2 separate regions of the Homo sapiens genome follow, and region 2 is linked to region 1. Evidence: read pairs that join two places in POLR2A ChIA-PET (ENCODE). Cell type or tissue: HepG2. All regions are shown on one strand.

Region 1 (5,000 bases):
AAAGGACAGGAGGTAGGGTATTAAGGGCAATTATGGTCCAGGCTAGAGAAGGTGCAATGCCAATGAAGGTACCAGGCATAGGAAGAAAACAAGCTGACCAATAGAGGAGGCATCTGAGGGAGGGAACAACAGGCTGTCCCCTGGATTGGATGCTGGCGGTGGAAGAAGATAAAGTAGGAGGTGCTGATGTTTGCTCACCCAACAGCTGTCCCCACCCTACTTGCTAACAGGATTTTTTTCTAGGCAAAATGGAAATGGATCACAATTGGTCAAAACCAGCCTTGGCTATGCCAGTCACCTTTGCCAGATACTTCCCAGCTCCCTTTACAGTGAGGACTTCCCTATGACTCATTCTGGCCCAAAAGACCGAAGAGGATTGTGACAGGTCTCCTAAGAAAGGTTTTCATTTCTTATAAAAATAACAGGTGTAAAGAGGGTGTTCCTTTGAATTGCCCCTATTTCGTTGTTTTGGCTTTGATCCTAAACTGGAAGCATTGAAGCCAAGCCTTTGATTAGCTCCCATTTTCTACAATAGGAAATTGGAATACGTAATGCCCAGATCTGCACCCCACCCCCCAGTCTTTTCCTAAAAACACTGGTATTTTCTTTCCTAAAAACACTGGTATTTTCTTTTCCTATCTTTTGAGATGGAGGTATTGCTCGTGTCTGGGTGAATTGCTTATGCCAATGAGATGTTCGTAGACACGGCACAGGCAGAAGCCTGGAATGTGTCGGCACTGCCAGGCCTGCCCTCTAATGCTCTTGATTTTTCCCACGAGACGAGCGTGCCCCAGGGAACTTTGGCTCCAGCTGCAGGATGAGAGGCATGTGGAGCACGCAGGGTTCCAACCCTCAGCCTGGAGTCAAGCCCAGACTAGATCAGCCTAAGCCCAGCCAAGCCACGGGTGCAGGAGTGAAAAGCAAATGCTAACTGTCCATGACATTGACTTTCAAAGGGGCGTGTCATGTTATGTGGCTCATCCCAGCAACAATGAAGATATTTCTCTATCAGTCAGTCGGTAAATAATTATTGACAATGTGCAAGGAAGCTGGAGTGATTGGAGTAGATTTGGTCACTATTCTTATGGAGCTTATTTTCTAGAGGGGAAGACATATGATGGATCAATAAATATAAATTATTCTATTAGGTTGGTGCAGCAGTAATTCCAGCACTTTTTTGCCAGTAAAGGTAATGGCAATCAAAAGTGGGGAGGAGCCGGCGCTGCAGTTCATTGAAAGTAATGACAAAAACTGCGATGACTTCTGCACCAACCTAATAGAATAAATTACGAGTGCGCAAAACGCTGTGATGGGAAAGTTCCAAGTGCCAGGACAGCATCTAGCTTCCTGGACTCAGGAGATGGGGGTTTTCAACCTAAGCAAGGTTAAGTCCAAGTGGTGGGGGCAGGCGGGGGGGCGATATTTCAGTGGAGACTCCAAGGATGAATGGAAATTAGAAAAGTGAACGCAGATGGTGAGGGGGGAGGGGTTTCAGGCACAGAGAACAGCATGTGCAAAGGCCTAGCGGGGAGGACATCGTGTGTTCTGGATGTCCTCCCCGCTGAGGGGCGGGGACTGAGGGGCAGCCAGCAGGCTGGAGCTGAGCGGGTGGAGAGGAGGATGGGGAGCCGGGCAAAGGCGCTCCACGCAGGGGGCACAGCAGGGGCAAAGGCCCGGAGTCAGGCCTGAGCCTGTGTGGTTTCAGGAAGTGACAGAGGCCTGTCTGGGAGGAAAGTAACAGCAGAGGGGAGACCATAAGGTCAGGGCAGAGGGCAGGGCCGTGCTGGGCACTGTGGGCTGTGGATAGGACCTGGCATTTATGCTCGGGTGAGGGGAACATGTTAGAAGATTTTAAGGAGGGCAGGAACATCTGGGGATAACGTGTATTCTAGAATCTCAACCAAGTAAATTCTAGTTTGAATGTTCACAAGACTTCTGCACAGGCAAAGTGAAAGATCGTTTCTAGAGCTGTGAGATAAAATCATAGTAAAAGAGAGTTACTAAGTTTTTAAAGGTTATTTCAAATGGTGGATTTCCACCTTACAATTGAATATAAGTAGATTGTAAGGTTGATGGAAAGTAGAAAAGTTTCCTGACTTGTGTGAATATAAAAGAAACATCAGTTTGAAAGAAAACATTTATTTATTTACTTCCTCTGCAGTTTTCCTGACTGCTACATTTCATGAGAAGGGATTATTCTTGAGGGTTCTGGAGCTGCAGCCCAGGGGAGGAGCCAGTGCTGCCACTGACACCTCAGGGTCGTGGAGGTGAAAATCCCAGAGGAACAGGTGCTCCTGTTGCAGTTTGAGGTTCCTGGAGCTGGAGACGCAGGGAGAAGATGGCGCTGCTGTTCTAATTTAAGGATCATGAAGCCGGAGACGCAGAAAGGAGCTGGTGCTGCCACTGCTCACATCTGAGGGTTTTAGAGCTGGAGCCTGGGGGTGGAGCTGCTGCTGCCTTTGAAGTCTGAGAGTCATTGACCTGGAGGTCCAGGAAGGAGCTGGTGCTGCTGTTCTAGTTTGAGAGTCATGGAGCTGCAGACCCAGGGAGGAGCAATGTTGTCATAGTTCAAGGGTCAGGAAGCTGATGACACAGGAAGGAGAGATCTTGATCTGCTTTGAGGGTCGTGGAGCTGCAGACCCAGGGAGGAGCAATGTTGTCATAGTTCGAGGGTCCGGAAGCTGGCAACACAGGGAGGAGAGATCTTGTTTTAGTTTGAGGGTTGTGGAGCTGCAGACCCAGGGAGGAGCAATGTTTTTGTAGTTCCAGGGTCCGGAAGCTGGTGACCCAGGGAGGAGAGATCTTGTTCTAGTCTGAGGGTCGTGGAGCTGCAGATCCAGGGAGGAGCAATGTTGTTATTTGGGGACTGGAAGCTGCAGACCTAGGGAGGAGAGGTCTTGTTCTAGTTTGAGGGTCATGGAGCTGCGGACCCAGGGAGGAGCAATGTTGTTTTAGTTCGAAGGTTCGGAAGCTGGTGACTCAGGGAGGAGAGGTCTTGTTCTAGTCTGAGGGTCGTGGAGCTGCAGATCCAGGGAGGAGCAATGTTGTTATTTGAGGGACTGGAAGCTGCAGACCTAGGGAGGAGAGATCTTGTTTTAGTTTGAGGGTCGTGGAGCTGCGGACCCAGGGAGGAGCAATGTTTTCATAGTTCAAGGGTCCGGAAGCTGGCGACACAGTGAGGAGAGGTCTTGTTCTAGTTTAAGGGTCGTGGAGCTGCAGACCCAGGGAGGAGCAATGTTGTTATTTGAGGGACTGGAAGCTGATGACACAGGGAGGAGAGATCTTGTTTTAGTTTGAGGGTCATGGAGCTGGAGACCCAGGGAGGAGCAATGTTTTCGTAGTTCGAGGGTCCGGAAGCTGGTGACCCAGGGAGGAGAGATCTTGTTGTAGTCTGAGAGTCATGGAGCTGCAGATCCAGGGAGGAGCAATGTTGTTATTTGAGGGACTGGAAGCTGCAGACCTAGAGAGGAGAGGTCTTGTTTTAGTTTGAGGGTCGTGGAGCTGCAGACCCAGGGAGGAGCAATGTTGTTATTTGAGGGACTGGAAGCTGATGACACAGGGAGGAGAGATCTTGTTTTAGTTTGAGGGTCGTGGAGCTGCAGACCCAGGGAGGAGAGATCTTGTTTTAGTTTGAGGGTCGTGGAGCTGCAGACCTAGGGAGGAGCCATGTTTCCATAGTTCAAGGGTCAGGAAGCTGGCAACACAGGGAGGAGAGGTCTGGTTCTAGTTTGAGGGTTGTGGAGCTGCAGACCCAGGGAGGAGCAAGGTTGTTTTAGTTTGAGGCTCCGGAAACTGGCGACGCAGGGTGGAGAGGTCTTGTTCTAGTTTGAGGGTGCGCCCAGGGAGGAGCAATGCTGTCATAGTTCGAGGGTCAGGAAGCTGATGACACAGGGAGGAGAGATCTTGATCTGGATTGAGGGTCGTGGAGCTGCAGACCCAGGCAGGAGCAATGTTTTTGTAGTTCGAGGGTCCAGAAGCTGGCGACACAGTGAGGAGAGGTCTTTTTCTAGTTTGAGGGTCGTGGAGCTGCAGACCCAGGGAGGAGCAATGTTGTTTTAGTTCGAAGGTTCGGAAGCTGGTGACCCAGGGAGGACAGATCGTGTTCTAGTCTGAGGGTCGTGGAGCTGCAGATCCAGGGAGGAGCAATGTTGTTATTTGAGGGACTGGAAGCTGCAGACCTAGGGAGGAGAGGTCTTGTTCTAGTTTGAGGGTCATGGAGCTCCCGACCCAGGGAGGAGCAATATTTTCATAGTTCAAGGGTCCAGAAGCTGGCGACGCAGGGAGGAGAGGTCTCATTCTAGTTTGAGGATCATGGAGCTGCTGACCCAGGGAGGAGTAATGTTTCTGTTGTTCGAGGGTCAGGAAGCTGGCGACCCAGGGAGGAGAGATCTTGATCTGGTTTGAGGGTTGTGGAGCTGCTGACCCAGGGAGGAGCAATGTTGTCATAGTTCAAGGGTCAGGAAGCTGACGACACAGGGAGGAGAGATCTTGATCTGGTTTGAGGGTCGTGGAGCTGCGGACCCAGGGAGGAGCAATGTTTTCATAGTTCGAGGGTCCGGAAGCTCGCGACCCAGGGAGTAGAGGTCTTGTTCTAGTCTGAGGGTGGTGGAGCTGGAGATCCTTGGACGAGCTGGTGCTGCAGTTTAAATCTGTGGATCCTGGAGCTGGAGCCCTAGGCATTAGCTGGTATTGCTGTTGTTCATATATGAGGGTTATGGGGCTTGAGGTACAGGGAGGAGACGCTGCTGCTGTTCAAATCTGCGGGTCGTGTAGCTGGAGAGCGGGGAGGAGGTAGTCCTGGTGTCTAGTGTGAGGGTGGTGGAGCTGTAGACCTGGGGAGGAGCTGGTGCTGCTGTGTAGTTTGAGGGTCATGGAACTGGAGACCTAGGGAGGAACCAGTACTACCGCCATTGAAGTCAGAGGGTTGTGGATCTCGAGTTTTCGGGGACAGCCCGTGCTGCTATGTAACTGTGGGGAGGATCCAGTGTGTCAGGTGATGT
Region 2 (5,000 bases), 160 kb before region 1:
CCTTATTATGGCAGAGACGGCTCAGAACTTTCCTCAAGCAACAAGAGAGAGCAGGGAAATACAGAACCAATGCAGACCTCCACGTGGGTGTCATCTCAGAGGAAGCAGCAAGGTCATCTGTCCCCTGCAAGGGAAGAAAGAAACCCTTTTCTTTGCTTTCATTTGTTCTGAGGCCTGGAACAGCAGCTGCACTTTTTTTCCTGGCAAGCTGGAGAATTAGGGCGGGCACAGATCTCCTTTAAAAGGGAAAATATTTCTCTCCATTCTCAGGAACCTCAGTCGAAAGGAAACACTCCTCACTCTGAGGCCTGTTTTGTGCCTTCCCCTGTCCATGCTGCAGGCCCCAGTCTCAGCCTCAGCACAGGTGACATTTAAGGGATGGCTCTGGAGCTGACCCCACTGCCTCTAGCATTAGGACCAGACCTCAGTTTTCTCTTTAGTAAAGAGAGCCTGATAATTTCTCCTCTCTGAAGACTGCTGTGGGGGTGGATGAACCCTTGCAGGCCATGAGGTGGCAGCTCCAGGGGACAGATGGCTGCCTGTGGGAATGATGCCCCGTGCAGCCAAATCTCCTCCTTCTTCTTTAAAGACAAATCAGAAATCTGAATGGTTTATCTGGAATCTCCCAACTGATTAAAAATAATGTCAATGACTTATGGTCTGCACTCAGTCAGTCTCCTTAATTATATAGAAGTGGAAAGAGCAATGAACTAGCAGTTAAAATGCTTTGTATTTGAGGCCCAGCTCTGCTACCTCCCAGTGGGGTAACTTGACCTTCCACCTTGCCAGGACTCAGTTTTCTCGTTGGTAACCTGGGGATACTAGCCACACAGTCAATGAACAATGGGTTGCTGCAACATTTAAATGAAATAATGTAAATGAAAAGACTTTGGGAAGTGCAGTTCATTCATTCACTTGCTCATTAACTCAAATAATAATCATTAGTGAACTATTTTGGAGCAAACACTGTTCTTGATCCCTGGGGTGTAGATAGACAGAGTAACATGGTCATTAAAGGTGAGGACGCTGAACTAGACTGCCTAGGACCAAAGTCAGGCTCTTTAACTCACTAACTTTGGGATAGGCAATAATAATACCTGACTGAAAGGGCTATTGTCAGGTTTAAAAGAGTTAATATATGTAAAGCATTCACAACATGCCTGGCACAGAGCAGCTGCTATAGAAGCTTTTGATCATAAAAGATCATTTTCTTTAACATCAACAGTGGAGAAGTTAAATTACACTTTAAGAAGACATAGCTGAATATCTTACCTTAAAAAATACTAGAAGGCTTAAAAGAATAGAGCAATGAACACTGGTGTAACCTTTTAGAAAGTTTTACAGCCACAATTCTTTAAATACAGAGTGAGGTTTTAATGATTAATCATTAACCATTGAGAACACACAGATATGTGGAATGTCTTAATTTATTAGTTGCTATGGTTTAGATATTTGTCCCCTCCAAACCTTATGTTGAAATTTGATCCTCAGTGTTGAACGTGGGGCCTAATGGGAGGTGCTTAGGTCATGGGGGTGGGTCCCTCATTAATAGATTAATTCCCTCCCTGGGGAGGACAGTAGGTTCTCCCTCTATTAGTTCCCCATATAGTTGGTTGCTAAAAGGGGTCTGACACTCCCCTCCGCCTTGCTTCCTCTCCCACTGTGGATCTCTGCACATGCCAGTTCTCCTTCACTTGCCCCCGTGAGTGGAAGCTGCCTGAGGCCCTCATTAGATACCCAGTCTTGAACTTTTCCAGACAGCAGAATTGGGAGCCACATAAATGTTTTATTTGTTGTTGTTGTTGTTAATAAATTGCCCAGCCTTAGGTATTCCTTTACAGCAACATAAAATGGAGTAAGACATTAGGGACAGAGGCTAAGGATTAATTCTACTGCCATTATAACACCTTAGGTTCCTTTTTATGAAGTGCCACTTTAATGACACAAATGACACATGAATACATTTCCCTTATTAAAAATAATGAAAACATTTGCATGAGGCTCAAGTCCTCTTTGAAATCTGGTGTTATTCTGCAGTAACATAAAAGGGAAAAGCCGTAATTTCAGTAGCTTCAAGAAACAAGGATTATTTATTGTTCAAATCCATATCCATCTCAGGACAGTGGGGATGTCTACTCCACAACACTTTCACTCATATGCCTGTGATGGCAGCTCCTCCGCTATCTAGGATGTGTCAGCAAGGTAAGAATGCAAAACATTTACAGTACTGGATGGTAATGGCATCTTCCCCAGGCAACATACACACTTCCCATCACATTCCATTGGCTAGAACAGATCACATGACCACCCCCAACTTCACAAGGTGAAAAAATGTCAATCTTACCATGCACCTGACTCCATCGCTTACCAGCCACATGATTTTGGGAAAGTCACTGAATTTCTTTGTGCCTCAGTTTCCTCATGTGTAAATCAAGAAGAGAAATGTGGCACTTATTTCAGAGGATTGATAAAAGAAGTAAATGACATTAAAAATGTAAAGGGCTTAGAAAGGTGCTCAATAATATTAGCTATGATGAGAAGGAGGAAGATGATAAATAAATCTTTGTGTATGTTTAAGAGTGATCCATAAATAAATCCATAAATAAATCTTTGTGTATGTTTAAGAGTGATCTCATACTGTGGTTCTGTCCTGTAATCTATACGTGGCTGAATCTTCAATACTAGTAGAAAGAATACTCTTTGCTGTATTCTATAATTTTAGGGCATATGTGTATATATACACACATACATATTCATATATATGCACATATTCAATGTACAGATGGTCTCCAACTTATGATAGTTTGACTTACAATTTTTCAACTTTATGATAGTATGAAAGTGATATGCATTGAGCAGAAACTGCATTTTGAGTAGCCGTACAACCATTCCGTTTTTCACTTCAATAAATTCAATAAATTACATGAAATATTCAACACTTTTTAACAAAATAGGCTTTGTGTTCGCTGATTTTGCCCAACTATAGGCAAATGTAAGTGTTCTCAGCACATGTAAGGTAGGCTAGGCTAAGCTACGATGTTTGGTAGGTTAGGTGTATTAAATACATTTTTAATTTAATGATATTTTCAACTTTATGATGGGTTAATCAGGATGTAACCTCATTGTAAATTGAAGAGCATCTGTAGTATAACGTAATACAATAAATATACATGCAAAGTACCTCTTTCCTTCTGTTTCCACGAAACCTGACTGACATACAGTTTTACTGCATTTAGCCTGAGTCCAGAGGCACAATTCACAGAGCAAACAATGGGTTCATGTTCGGTATTTCCTGATGTGGTCAAGGGAGCAGGGCTGTTCTTGGCAGGCAGTTCTCGCCCACGTGCTAGCTGGCCCTCGGCTGGCTGATGTCAGAGACAACACATGGGTCAGGGAGCTCAGATGCTTGAATGGTGACACAGCTGGAACCCCAGTTAGTACATGAGAGAGGAAAGCAGAATGAGTTGAGGTCAGTAGAGGGCACGTGGGACAGGTGTCGGAGCTGAAGTGTGGAGAAAGGGAGGGATGTGGGCAGAAGCCAAGTTCTGGTAGCAGAGGCTCTGAGAGCAGCCTGCATTTGTGGTGGTGGGGGCAGAGGTCGGGACTACTGCGATCCAGGCACCCAAAGGTCAGTAGAGTCAAAGGGCTCAAGGACTTCGGGTTGACTCTGGATGATGACATGCCCGGATGGGCGTGAGTGGACAGGTGCCTTGTACCTGCGGAGTGATATGGTTTGGATGTTTGTCCCCTTCAAATCTCATGTTGAAATGTGACCTCCAATGTTGGAGGTGGGGCCAGGTGGGAGGTGACTGGATCATGGGGGTGGATATCTTGCCAAGGGCTGAGCGCCATCCCCTTGGTAATGAGCGAGTTCTTGCTCTGAGAATGGATTGTTTACAAGAATATGGCACGTCCCCCGCACCTTGCTCCTTCTCTCACCATGTAATGCCCCGGCTCCCTTTCACCTTCCCCTATGATTGGAAGCTTCCTGAGGCCTCGTGAGAGGCAGATGCTGGCAACACACTTTCTGTACGGCCTGCAGCGCCACGAGTGAATTAAGCTTCTTTTCCTTAAAAATTACCCAGCCTCAGGTATTTATTTACAGCAATGCAAAAACGGACTAACACACCCAGCATTCACCCCCATGCTTCTGAAGCCACACTCTTGAGCTTGCTCTAGAAAACACAGCTTTGCTGGTCTCCGGTCTGTGCCAGGGTGATCATGTGACTCAGGCTTGGCCAATGAGGTTTCACATGACTCTGCCCACAATGATTGGTTCAGGAATGGCACGTGACCGAGTCAGAGCCAATCAGACCTCATCCTGGACCTCTGCTGGGGGACAGGGTGGGAGGTGTAAAACTGAGGCTTCTGAGCCACCAGGGGATGGCATCTGTCTCAGTGCAATTTCAATCCAGCAAAGTCACTCTGAGACAGATAGAAATGTGATAACAAGGTTTTACCCTCTGGAATTGGATGTGCCCAAGGCCAGCTCTATCACTGGCTTTTCCTTGGCAGGAGGCCATAGATTCTTTTCCTTATCTGAAGCCAGGTGGACTTGGGTTTCTGGCCACCTACAACCAAGTGTATCCTGGTAGCTAGAATGTGCCTCTTTGAAGACTGATGTTCATTGTCTTAGAGTGGAAAAGTAGACTGGCCACCCTGCAAATACTCTTGCAGACTTTCCTGGTCCATCTAGAAAAAATTCTTTTAGCTTCTCAAAAATTGCAGTTTACTTCCGTGCTCCCGAAGAAACCCAGTGTTAATTCATCCTTGAAGGGTACATGTCTTTGGAAGAGCTTTCCATGGCCTCTAATGTCAATTTTCCTTTTGATAATTTGTCTCTGCAGTATTAATGTCCAATGCAGTTTCATCCCCATCCAGCCCACCCTAAAATCGCCATAGTAGCCAATCATTGATTGATTTGCTTTCTTTTTAAAATAAGTCCTAGTTGAACCCCTAAAGTGTGTTTACTTTGAATGCATTACAATTGTACTTATCAA

The links. Peaks named below come from ENCODE experiments on the same cell type or tissue, not always from the same donor. Only the 100,000 strongest peaks of a DNase experiment are listed, where the experiment ranks them.
Region 2: POLR2A ChIA-PET joins it to region 1 with 6 read pairs; 2 of 35 experiments call an interaction of 5 or more read pairs at or near these places.

The regions. Positions count from the first base shown.
Region 1 is chr20:48,123,938-48,128,937 of GRCh38, reverse strand. LOC105372640 (a long non-coding RNA gene) reads right to left here. Exons shown (of 2, transcript XR_936803.2): 2 at 2,124-5,000. Among named protein-coding and RNA genes, the nearest start is that of LINC01522, 140 kb to the right of the region's middle. RefSeq lists an enhancer at 2,079-2,964. In HepG2, a CTCF peak has its summit at 2,349; a DNase peak (open chromatin) is centred at 2,527; H3K4me3 peaks cover 823 bases.
Region 2 is chr20:48,282,294-48,287,293 of GRCh38, reverse strand. No RefSeq gene overlaps it. Among named protein-coding and RNA genes, the nearest start is that of LINC00494, 75 kb to the left of the region's middle. In HepG2, no CTCF peak of the experiment used is centred here; DNase peaks (open chromatin) are centred at 1,463, 2,233, 3,353 and 4,373.